Regions from separate parts of the Mus musculus genome. Here region 2 is linked to region 1. A link is a contact called in ENCODE Hi-C or POLR2A ChIA-PET data. All regions are on one chromosome and are shown on one strand. The core of a region is the stretch at or near the end of the contact, and the rest is flanking DNA. Distances in the headings are between cores, read along the strand shown. Region 1 holds the start of Tbc1d4 (TBC1 domain family, member 4). Region 2 holds the start of Lmo7 (LIM domain only 7).

What was found. Hi-C counts contacts between places; a loop is a spot of excess contacts on that map. ChIA-PET counts read pairs that join two places held with the same protein, here RNA polymerase II (POLR2A).
Region 2: a map of heart shows a loop between it and region 1 (3-fold over the local background). The contact joins the promoter of Lmo7 here to the promoter of Tbc1d4 in region 1. A Hi-C loop is called at or near these places in 1 of 37 maps with a recorded cell type or tissue (heart). POLR2A ChIA-PET finds 5 or more read pairs at or near these places in 2 of 5 experiments (Patski and embryonic stem cell).

The regions. Positions count from the first base shown.
Region 1 is chr14:101,606,424-101,613,005 of GRCm38, reverse strand. It overlaps Tbc1d4 (TBC1 domain family, member 4), which reads left to right and starts at 3,815. Exons shown (of 19, transcript NM_001081278.2): 1 at 3,815-5,043. The coding sequence starts at 4,546.
Region 2 is chr14:101,725,463-101,731,667 of GRCm38, reverse strand. Lmo7 (LIM domain only 7) reads right to left here and starts at 1,740. Exons shown (of 31, transcript NM_201529.2): 1 at 1,443-1,740. The coding sequence starts at 1,511. Gm9922 (predicted gene 9922) reads left to right here and starts at 1,940. Exons shown (of 2, transcript NR_168926.1): 1 at 1,940-2,156; 2 at 2,279-4,068.

The DNA.
Region 1 (6,582 bases), core at 2,566-5,065:
TAGTAGGCAGACATGGAAAAAGGCTAAGGTACGTCGATGCACAATCATTTTCATGATGTCCGACTTTCCCCATTCTTTTTCCCCATTCCCAGTCCCGTAAGGAGGAGTTGCTCACCAGAGCCTTCCCATCTGCTGACAGGCTCCTTTGGTGGAATGCAATCAACTTTCATGTTCTTGTCCACATTGTTCAATCTTCCAGCAGTAGCCCAAGCCAGTCAATTCGGAGGGCGAAAGGTGGTTCAACTAACGCCCCAGAACATAAGAATCTTGATCACATGGGCAGATTAGGCTGCCATCTCTGGTTCCCTCCCTTCATGGAGTGTCTCTTTGTGTGCTGCGTTGTATGCTCGTTTTCACTTTCAATAAAATTCTGCCGATGGCGCTGACCTTGTCTTTCTTGACTTTTTAATTCTTCAAGCCAGCAGAGAAAATGAGTTCATTCCTGGACCCCCAAATGACACCATCCTGGTGGCATTGCTTTATTGCAGGGACACAGAGAGTCACCCAGGAATTATGAAGAAAGTTATGAGAGCTGTGTTAGTGGGGTGCACAAGAAAGGGGGCAAAGAGAGGCAGCTCCCAGCCATGGCTGGGCAAGCATAGCTTCAGGAGATGGGACTTTTGCACTGGACCTTGAAGAATGAGGGGTTCAAGTAGTGAAGGCTGGAAGAGGTTATGGGGTGACTGGAAGGGAAGGCAGAGAGGAAGAGACAACTGAAGCCTCAAAAAGACACAAACATGCAATTATTTTTAATCTTTTGTTGTGATGATCTCTCTTCTACTTTGTTTGAAACAAGGTCTCTTTGCTGTTTGCCACTAAGTCCTCCAGGTTAGCTGGTCCATGAGTTTCTGGGAATACACACTGCTATTGTGCCTGGCTTTATGTGGCTTCTGAGAATTTCATCTCAGGTCCTCATGCTTTCTTTGAAAATGCTCTCCTCAGTGTGCCATCTCACCATTCTAATTTTACTCCGTCATACTAATTCAAGGCCTTCTGTTACACATGTGATATTTTTTATTTAAGGATTTGAATGCACCTTACAACTAACACGTTGTAATATTGGCAATGTTGGTAATATTGGTACAGTTTTATTTGGGGTAGTACAGGATCATTTAAGCTGTATATGAAGTTCATTTCTGGGTATTGTTGGTCCAGATTTCTCCAAGATTCCTCAGAAGAGAGAACTCTACCGGGTCTTTAGAAATGTTGTCTCTGCACATATTCTTTCAGTCTTCATTTGGAATAGCTGGGGTTGAGAGTAGAAGGACTGGAGGTTTCCGGTGGAGGTCTGTGTCAGCACATAGTAAACACGGTACACCTGCATATGCGGTGTAATAAGTCCTCTATGTTGTAGTGGCATATTGTGATGGTTTGTGTATGCTTGGCCCAGGGAGTGGCACTATTAGGAGGTGTGGCCTTGTTGGAGTTGGTGTGTCACTGTGGGCATTGGCTTAAGTCACTCATCCTAGCTGCCTGGAAGCCAGTCTTCTTCTAGCTGCACCAGGGCAATCCACAACAAACAAGAATAGAACTCTCAGCTCCTTCAGCCCCATGCCTGCCTGGATGCTGCCATGTTCCCACCTTGATGATAATGGACTGAACTTCTGAACCTGTAAGCCAGTCTCAATTAAATGTTGTCCTTATAAGAGTTGCTTTGGTCATGGTTTCTGTTCACAGCAGTAAAATCCTAAGACATATACTACTTTCAAAATCCAATTGATGATTACAAAATTGAATGTTTTTATATGTGAATGATTCTGTAAGTTCTGGGGGCAAAACAGTAATTGTAAGAATCTAACAGTTTACCACATAGTTCATGTAACTACTAGGTCGACTCCATCAGTATTTATAAAATAGGTTATGATAAGTATATACTAGTGAATGTGTATTTTATTTGACAGGCTAGGACAGGTTAATAAGGAAACTAATATTTAATATACCCACAATCCCAGTGGTTTAGTAGGATAAGAGTTTATCATTTATGTGTGAGGCGTCTCTCTTGCCCCTGGCGTTTTCCAGGACAGCTGTCCTCAGAGCGATGGCTCAGCATTCCGTTCTTCTCTGATCACGAGGCTCCTCCATCTGAATGTGTTGTTTTCACCATGGCCACCGGAGAGCAAGAGTGGGACAAGTGTGCAGTCTTCTGCTTCCAGTTAAATGCTTGTCCTTCAGACATGACCCGAGTCACTTCTGTTCACACATCGTTGTCATGTCACGTGGCCATGCTCAACTTAAAGAGGGCAGAGACAGCCATCTTCCCAGATAGTAGTACGATTTATAAATGAAAGGTAAACATCTCTGAAATAAAGAGTGACCGGTACAACCACAGTTAGCTTGCCTTTCCTGCCAATCACCAAAAGTTTATTCTCTCTGGCTTGAGTTAATTATGCCAGTAGGAACTGGTCCAGTGGGGCTCCAAACACAGTCCTAGTCCGCACACTGATTGACTTGGAGGGACCACTAAGGCTTCTCTAACTGAGCCATGGCTTTTTTTCTTTTCCTTCTCTTTCACAAGTGTCAGAGGTGCGACTTAGGGAAATGAGATCTGTGCACGAAGTCTGCTGTAATCTTAGACAATTTCTATCTCTGTTCTCAGAGTGTTTAATTCCTCCTTGAAGACTTGAGTTGTATTTTCCACAGAGATTTTTTTTTCATGTTAAAGTAAACGACTTCAACCAATTGATAACATCTTCATCCTGGAACATAGATGGTTCTTAAAAAGAGGCTAGCTATGTGGTGGTCCCAGAAGTGTAGCATATTTGACCCTATTGACTTTGTCTGAACAGGAAGCAAAATGACCCTAGAGAAAATCACAAGACCACTAAATACAAAACAAAACCCTGGAGTTTTCATTTTTTCTTCTAAGCACCTGGAAAAAAGTAAGTCTAAAGTTTCCTCCTGCTGGGCAGTGGTGGCACATGCCTGTAATCCCAGCACTCGGGAGGCAGAGGCAGGTGGATCTGAGTTCGAAGCCAGCCTGGTCTACATAGTGAGTTCCAGGACAGCCAAGACTGCACAGAGAAACCCTGTCTCGAAAAACAAAATAAAACAAAAACCCCTAAAGTTTCCTCCTTTATTTTGGTTTTTCTCCTGCTCATTCCTTATCATCCAGCAAAGGTATAACGAAGGTATGAGAGTTCACCGAGGATGGTGGTACATTCCTATAATCCCAGGTCTTGGAAAACTGAGGCAGGAGGATAGAGTGTACCAAGTCAACCTGTACTATCTAGGAAGGAGACTTTGACTTAAAAATACTAACACTAAACACACAGCAGCACCAATAACAAAACCCATTTAAAATGCTAGAATGGAAAAGGAATTATATTTTACTGTTTTGTTTTAAAATTACAATAATCAAATTATCCCTAATTTTTTTGAAATATGTATTCTCATATGTAAAAGGGAAGAATTTTGCACTAGCTCTGAAATGGGCATGGGTAAAGAAGTTTAACTTCTGTGTATTTTAAGAAGTTAGCTGCACTAAGAAATGGGAAGATTCATATCAAGCAATGTTGAAATTTAAAGTGAATATTGGAATGTATTTTATCATAGAATTGTGATCAAATCCTGATGAGTCCTTGAGATTAAGAAAAAGGATGCAGAACATAGTAATATTCAGGCTTTAGACAGAATAAAACTAAGCAAATATTGCTCAAAAACAAAATCCCAGCGCCCCACTGCGAATGGCCCCTCTCCAGGGGGCAGTAGAGTCTCCAGGAGGAGAGAGGCCAGCCTGCTCCGGGAAGTGCCCTCGCCAAGCTGGGTACGACTGCCCCCCGAGGCGAGATGAGGGGCGGAGGCCGGAGGAGGAGGCAGGGAGGCGACCTCAGCTTCTTGGCAAAGCTCTGCGCCCGTAGACTAGAGGCGGAGTAGCAGCCGGCTTTAAAGTAGCAGCCTGGGAGGAAGGAAGGAAGGAGCGAGCGAGGGAGGGACGGGAACCCTGGAGGAGGAGCAGCGAGCTGGGCTGCAGAATCGGCGGGTGCAGGAGCTGCCTGCTCGAGGCCACGTTTGTTTTTGTTATTTTCCATTGGACTAGTTCTCCAGGACTGAGCGGGCCGCAAGCGGGCACCCCCGACCTTCCAGGTGACAGCCGGTCACCCTGCTAGGAGTCAGCTCCGCCCCAGTCGCCCCTTCCCGCCCACAGCTCCACTCTCCGCCCAGCCTTCCCGTGCCAGCGCTGGGTGAGCGCGCCGGCCGCAGCGGGCTGCAGGAGCAGGAGCCCGAGCAGGATCGAGAGACCGCGGCTGCCCTGGTCCCGGACCCCAAGGACGGACCGGCGGCTGGAGAACAGACCTGCCCTGGGGCGCGATCTCCAGGAAGGAGGATGCGCGCGTGAGCCTGGGTCTCCCGCTAGTCCACTGAGCTGCAGCCAAAGGCTCGGAGCCGCGCCCGGGGAAGTGTCGCATGGGGCAGGGCCGCTGAAGCACGGACTTTAAGAACTGGTGGCACCAAGGCAGGCGCGGGGGCCTGGGGCGACAGTTAGCAGTTTCCTCGGCTCCTGCACAGTGAGAGTTGGGGGCGCGGTGCCCTCGCTAGGCGCGAGTTATGGAGTCGCCTAGCTGCATTCAGGATGAGCCTTTCCCGCACCCCCTGGAGCCTGAGCCGAGTGCCCCAGCACAGCCAGGTGCCACCAAGCCTGGCGACAAGCGCTTCCGGCTATGGTACGTGGGAGGGTCTTGCTTGGATCGCAGGACCACGCTACCCATGCTCCCTTGGCTCATGGCCGAGATCCGTCGGCGCAGCCAGAAGCCCGATGCGGGCGGCTGCGGGGCGCCCGCAGCCCGGGAGGTGATCCTGGTGCTCAGCGCCCCCTTTCTGCGTTGTGTCCCTGCGCCGGGTGCCGGGGTCGGCGGGGGCGCAGGCTCCGGGGCTGTGCAGCCCAACACCGGGGTGTTCATCTTCGAGCACAAGGCTCAGCACATCTCGCGCTTCATCCACAACAGTCACGACCTCACCTACTTTGCCTATTTGATCAAGGCGCAGCCCGACGACCCCGAGTCACAGATGGCCTGCCACGTTTTCCGCGCCACGGATCCTAACCAGGTAAGTTGTGGGTGCCAGGGGGCGGGACTGGGGCCACCCGGACTGGCAAGGCAGGGGCCTCTCTTTTAAGAACTGTCTTGGATCTGGCTGCTGGCTTGCGCTCCACGTGGCGCGCTCCGGTGCTCCCCTCGTTCTGTTTTTGGGATATGGGAATGGGAGAGAAAGCGATTCGTTGCTGCTCTGGTCTTGGGGACCGGCTGGCTGCCCAGAGCGGGAGGAAGGGAAGTAGACTCAGAGTGGTCTTGGGACCTGGGAGGAGTTGGCAAGTCTGCAGAGGACTCAAGGAAAAGCGCGGATCCCAGGAGGATCCTGGTGACTGGTGATGGATGGCTTGCCTGGCTTTCGCCTGTGTGCGTGTGTGAAAGTGTGTGTTTCTTGGAAGCGCTTGGAGAGCACGGGGCACCGGTTCTCAGGCTCGGTAGTATTGCATTTATACTTGTTTGGCTGGCGCGTCACTGTCACCAAAGTACCTATAAGTATCTGGGCCTGGGGGTGTGTGATTTCAGAGGCCAGTCTAAGGAAGTTAGAAATGTCAGAATGTCAGGTAAGTATGATTCTGCAAATATGGAGTCGGAAGACCTTTCTATTATTTTTTGCACCCACTGAGACAATAACTGCATATTTGAGTAACTTAAAAATCAGTGTGATAGAGGAGTTTCAAATGTCATTTTAAAGCATTATACTCTTCTAGCTTAGTGTCCAGTATTTCTCCAGAGCTTTCTAACTCGAAGTGTTCTGTTACTAAATAGAACCTTGAGTTCCTTAATGAGCACGTGCAAATATAACAGCAGTTCTCAACCTGGGGCTGCATATCAGAGATCGTGCATATCAGATATTTACATTACGATCCATAACTAACAAAATCACAGTTATGACGTAGTAACGAAATAATATTATGGTTAGGGGTCATCACAACGTAATGAACTGTATTAGAGGGTCACGCATCGGGAGGCTGAGAATCCCTGCTCTAAAAGAAAGAGGAAAACTTATAGTAACTGTGCCTTGGTAAACAGGCTTAGAAGTGTGGAAAGAAATGTGTGTGTGTGTGTGTGTGTGTGTGTGTGTGTGTGTGTGTGTGTGCTTTGTGTTAGTTTGCTTTCCAGTATTAAAGCCCCACCCCTTTGCTATTTTCTAAAAACATAATTTGTTGACCAAACATAAATAAATAAGTAGTCTCAGATGTATTCTTTTGGTGGCTGAGAAATTAAGACTAGAAGAACATCCTATAATAAGTCCTTATTTTATTCTCATTCCATAATTGAACTTTAAAAATATTATTTGATACTAGCAATCCACAAAAGTCCCATAACAAAACTGAAGTAAAAGACAATTGCCTTTAGTTTCTTTCATTACTTTCTAGAAGAGAAAAATACCCTTTTGAATATTTTTATTTTGGGGGGATTTTTTTTTATATTTATTTATTTGTGTTTGTGTGCGTGCATGTGTGTGTGTGTGTGTGTGTGTGTGTGTGTGTGTGTGTGTGTGTGTGTAAAACTTGTGCCTGAAGAGGCCCGAAGAGGGCTTTGGATGCCCTTGAAC
Region 2 (6,205 bases), core at 491-2,990, 120 kb before region 1:
GTATGTGTATGTGTTTGTAGGTATATATATATGTGTGTGTGTGTGTGTATGAGCGTGTGTGAGTATGTGTGTGTTTGTAGGTATGTATGTATGTGAGTGTGTATGTGTGTATTTGTAGGTATGTATATGTGTGTGTGTGTGTGTTTGTAGGTATGTATGTGTGTGTGTGTGAGTGTTTGTAGGTATGTGTGAGTATGTATGTGTGTGTGTGTGTGTGTGAGCATTTGTAGGTATGTATGTGTGTGTGTGTGTGAGCATTTGTAGGTATGTATGTGTGTGTGTTTGTAGGTATGTATGTGTGTGTATGTGTGTGTGTGTGTGTTTGTAGGTATGTATGTGGATGTAGATTCCGATGGGGGTTGGGGTATATACTTGGAAGCCACCATTTTGGCTAAGTCACACTGAATACTTCTGCCTCAGCAGCCCTGCCTGTCCTGGAGTTGCAATGGCTTTTTTCCACGGGTGCTAGAGACCCAAAAGCAGGTCCTCAAGCTAGTGGGACCCTACATGTATTTCTTTAAAACATAAAATAAAATGACTTTTAAAGAACTAGCTTCCCCTATATTCTTAGTAGCCTAATTTGAATTTTTAGGTAGATTGAGGGGCTGCAGGCGTGATTCAGGAGTAGCCGCTCTTATCTAGCATGTCCCAGGCCCTGAATTAAATTCCCTAGCTGTTGGATAAAACAGCATGTGGCACCACTAACTCCAAAATGACGTCAGGGTTGGTGTGGGCAACAATTTTATAACCATCAGTTATTCTGAGTCCCACTTTGGGAAGGATTCTTTTGACCCATCCGGAAAGTCACCTCATAAGTCTAGAGTTGTAACTCGGTACTAGAGCCCAGGTGTGGGGTGCCTTGAGTTCATTCACAAGCACAACCCACCTAGGTGGTCAGCAACGGAATAAAACAGGCTAGTCCGAAGGCGACCATGTAGAGACTATCTCTCCTTCGTGACAATAAAAGGAACAGAAGATCTTGTCTGTGAGGCACAGCTGGAAGAATAACAAGCCGTCTGTAAAGGAGCTTAGGATATTTTAGTTTCTCAACTGGAGAGGAAGAGAGCGGGAGAGGGAAGGATGGCAGCCCCCCAACTCTCTAGGCTCACACCCCGTGCTGAATACACTGGCTACCCAGGTGCGTGATAAGCAACTGCATCCCGAAGAAATGCGCCCGAGGTCCCCAGCCTAGCTCTGTGCCCCGCTTTTTGGGAAGTGCGATACCCAAACCTGGTGGACAAGCGCTGGGAGATCTGCAAGAAAGTCTGAGGAGGGCTAGGCATCAGAAGACTAGAGAGGGAAATTTTGCACTGTACCCAAAACTGCCTCTTTACTCAGCCTAGGTCACCGGACGGACGTAAGCTCAGATTGGTGGGAAACCCAAGAAGACTCAGGCACGGAAAGTGTAAATTCATCTGTAAAGAACTGGAAAAGACACTCACCTCCACCCATCTCTGAGCCTCTGCGAATGCAACAGAGCAATCGGCCTCGGCGTCCTCCATCCCTTCCATGTCTAGGGCAAGAGAGGGAGAGGAGCAGCTCAGTGGGTGCGCGCCGGGACCCAGAGCTCCCACGCCACGCGTCCCCCGCCCTTTGTAGCGACGTGCAGTTTGAGTTCAGGAACCTAGAAGAATTTGCAGGAGTTGCTTTCTCCAAACTCTAGAAATCGGCTCAAGTTCAGCCTGACTGGAGCAGGAGGAGGTGAAGAGGCAACTGGAAGCGGTGTGCAGAAGGAGCCGGGACTCCTGGGAACTTCAAAAGTCGCAAGCGCTGTCACCGCCCTCGACAGTAGCCCCGCCCCGGCCCACCCCCTACGGGCCGGTCCCAGCTTCCGTCCTTGCCCCTCGCCAGGGTCCTTGCAGCCACCTCTCTGGTCAGAATTATCTGGGCGGGGAGATGCGCCCCAGCCGGCATCCTTCCCGCCTCTACCCGCCTTCCCAGTCCCGGGCTCTCTCGGGAGGCGGCGCCCCTTCTGCCTGCGGCCTGACATACCAGGAATAGCTGCACACAATTGCACCTTTCCGGGCCAAGAAACTTCCCCCGCGGGGACGCGGAGCCACCAGGCCTCCACGCCACTACCCTCCGGCTCCACGGAGCTCGCTGACCGGTCCCAGATGCTGCGCGGTCCCCGCTACTGCCCCGGCTTCCGGCCGCAGGTGAGGGTACCGGCCTGGGCACTGGCGGCTGGTCCCCTAGTCTGGGCTGGCGTCGCTCCTCCCCCGATCGCAGGTGGGTCCGTGGGGAAGACCTGTGGCTTCATTTCCCCTCTCGCCTCAAGGGTACGGTGAACCGAAGGAACTTGGCTTTTCTCCCACCTCTCCTGCCTGCTTGGCCCAGTTCTGGACATTGGCCCGCCCTCCCCCGGAGAATCAAAACCTGTACCCTTCGTGGTGTGGCAAAGGTGACTGGTTATTCAGAGTGAGCAGAGAGTTTGAGTAAGTGCTCGGGGCCTGGCCAGCAAAGTGCACAGGTGGTCCAATGCCCCGCGATCTCTCCAAGGAAACTCTGGGGACTCTCTGGGCTCCAACCAGGGTACTTGACCTATGGAAGAAGATAAGATCAGCCCTTCTTTTCTGGAGGAGACGCAACATTTCATTCTTTTTTTCTTTTCTTTTTTTTTTCTTTTTTTTCTTTGTGTGTGTGTGTGTGTGTGTGTGTGATTAAAGAAATTTTCAAACGTATGGCAGAGAATCTTGTCTACGGAAACAGCCTAGCTTCTGTTTAATGATCATTAGCACTTGGGCTTATCTCACTATAGAGAGGTTTAAAGTAGGATACATTTCAGCTCTAAATATCCCAGGATACAGTTCATCTTTAACGAACACTATCCTGCAATATCATAGACCATTTTCACATGTAACTAAATAAAGCCAATAAAATTGCTAATCAACCGGGCTCGGATTTCCCTAGGATGCCAAAGCGTCCTTTGCAGCTGACTTACCTAGACCTCGAGGCAATCAGAGAATCTGCATTCCGTTTGATTGCGGATTTTTTACCCTAGAAGGGCCTCCTCCTCAAGCCCCTTCTTCCTTTTTTGGAATGGCATCGTGTGTTGAAAGAAACAAGTTGCCTTCTGGATTTGTCTTATGGCTTCTTTGTGGTGTCTTCACCACATTTCTCTCCCAGTACTTCCTGCCTCCTGGAAGTTAGATCTAAAGGCTGGGTTGGAACCCACTTGCTCTTGTGAATGAAGACCATCTGGATTGGGGTGATGGTTTCTGTTTATCCCGAAGCCTTATTTTTTTTTTTTTTTAATTGGCCTGCTGTAATCACTGGGTCTGCTTAGAAGAGCTGGCTGACAAACTTCAGGGATTATTCTTGCTATGGCAGGAGGCCACTGACTGGACCATCCCTCTCTGCCTGCTGCCTACACTCTTATTAGGCCAAACCCTAGAGGAGAGTGGGATGGTTAAAGAAAACAGGAAGATGTTTCTCTCCTTTTCTCTATCACAAAACTGCTGTCTTTGGCAAACATGAAGTAAAAACTTAATATAACGCGAAATGGTTTTATTTAAGGGAGCGAGGGAAGGGTTGATGTTTTGAGGCAAGCCCTCATTAGTGTAGGCTATAATGGCCTGGAATTCATGCCAATCCCCATACCTTGGTTGGCCAGTCCAGTGCTGAAATTACAAGTGTGAGCTACCACCCTGATAAAGACACAAAATATCATACTGAAATACATAGAATACCAGAGCTTCAGTATTGCCAGTGCAGCGGGACAGGAAGTTCTTAGGATTCCTATATAAGCACATGCTATCTGAAATGCCTCCTGTGGTCACAAGTGGTTTGAACAAGAAATGCCCACCCTAGACACAAGTATGTGAACACTTGGTCCCCAGCTGTTTGGAGGGGCTATAGAACCTTTAGGAAGTGCAGGCTTGCTGGAGAAGTATGTCGCTGGGAGCTGGGTTTGGGTGTTTACAGCTTCACCTTGCTTCCAGCTTGTGCTCTCTCTCTCTCTCTCTCTCTCTCTCTCTCTCTCTGTCTCTCTGTCTTCTGGGTGTGGTTAAAAAGCCTCCCTAGCTGTTATGGACCCTGAGGCAAAATAAACTATCATGAGTTGCTTTAGTCATGGTGTTTTCTCACAGGAAAATAAGCAACTAATACATTGCTGCAGAGCCCAATGTTTCACTCTGCAGGCAGCTGCCCAGGATGAGAAGTGCACAGGCCTGGGACCCAGAACAACTTAGGTTATCAGATACCAGATCTCCAGTTTCATCGTCTGAGAAGTGTGGAGACAGTAACATCTCAAAAGGATCATTTTATTTTTTTAATTTAATTTATTTATTTATTTGGCTTTTGGAGTCAGGGTTTCTCTGTGTAATACTGGCTGTCCTGGAATTCACTGTGTAGACCAGGCTGGCCTCAAACTCAGAAATCTGCCTACCTCTGCCTCCCAAGTGCTGAGATTAAAGGTGTGCACCACCACTGCCCAGTGAAAGGATTGTTTTATAAAACAATTAAATATGATGGTATTTGTAAAAGCCCATGAGTATACATACCACAAAAGAGGTATTCTTTTCTTTTGGGCACACTGTGTGTGTGTGAGCGCACATGCGCGCACACGAGCACACGTATCTGCTTTCACATACAGAATTTTCCTACTGAGTGGGGATGCCATTTTACTTGTTCAAATGAAGATATTGCAAGAAGTATAGAACCATGAAAATGGTTTAAAGTCAACTTGGCCACCAGCCACGGCTCATCTTAAGGAGTTAAGGCAGCAGGTTGACGACTCAGAACACCTAAGCATAATTCTTTGCTTCATTATTTCATGGAAATTAAATATCTGGGACCAGTGAGATGGCTCAGCAGGAAAAGATGCTTGATGCCAAGGCTGACTACCTGAATTTGATCTGGAAGCTCATATGGCAGAAGAAAAAAACAGATTCCTGTAAGTTGTCCTCTGACCTTTATACATGTGCTGAAATACATGTGTGTGCATGCACACACACACACACACACAAATACAAACATAATAAAAAAGTTAAGCATCCTGCATACATATGGTGCACAGCCATACACTCAGGTCAGGCACACAAAACAAGATGAGATGTTTAAATAGTTTAAAAAGTTAAGCATCAGAAAATGTGTTGTCCAAGAAAAGTTAGGGTACTTTTCAATATTTAGAAAACATAGAGGAGAGCTTGTGGCTCATACCTTTAGTCACAGCACTCAGGAGGCTGATGACGGAGGGCAGGAAGCCCCAGGCCAACCTGGGCTACAGAAAAAATTAAGTAAACAAGCAATATAGTTGCACTGTTTTCTATGCATTAGCAATGGGATGCAATGTTCATTTAATTGGTGAAATGAGGGCCACAATCTTTCTAGAAACTCATTTTACACACATGGCTAAAAATCCCCATGGTCTATTTAAGGGACTGCATCCTAAAGACAAATACAGACTGAACATCTGCAACGGATGCAGACATGTCCCACCCAAACCTTCTTTTTTAGGAAAACTTGCAGCCCAACACTGGGAAGTATGGTCACACATCAGGATGTGTGACGCTTCCAGCTGTCACACATCCTAGGTTGGCCTCTACCGCAGAAGCAGCCTCACCTGGGGCCATGCTTTCTCAGAGCAGCTGTCTCCTCTACTGACTGAATTCAGACAGAAAACCTCGGCTGTCCGTTTTCAGCCTTGTGACGGACAAGGCTAGTTGGTCTTCTCCAGTGGATCCTGGGGTTGATTGATTTACTCATCTTGTGTAAGCTTCTATGTAGCTTCCCCTACCCATGGAATCACACTCCTTTCACCAGCTCTGATTCCTGCTCCTGTCTTGCACCATAAAATAATCACAATTTGCTCCACTCTCTAGAGAAATCAAAATCAACTGTGAGAACCTTTGTGTGACTGGTTTCAAAGTCAGAATCCCAAAGAAATCAAGACCTCCCCTAATTGAGGAGGTAGAATAGATAGAAGTTCCTCCCTGGAGTTAGATACCATGCCATCATTAAAAAAAAACATAAGATAGTCAATGACACAGAAAGAGGCTTAAAATATACTACAAAGAGCAAGATATAGGTGAGTGCCCCTGGGTTTCACCTACTTGAGAGAATAGAGCAGGAGGATTATTTGAGCCAGAAATAGCAGACCAGACTGGACAACTTAGTAAGCCCCTATTACAAATATATAAATTCATTAAATATATTTCTAGGAGGAAAAATACTATATATATATATATATATATATTTTCCCTTA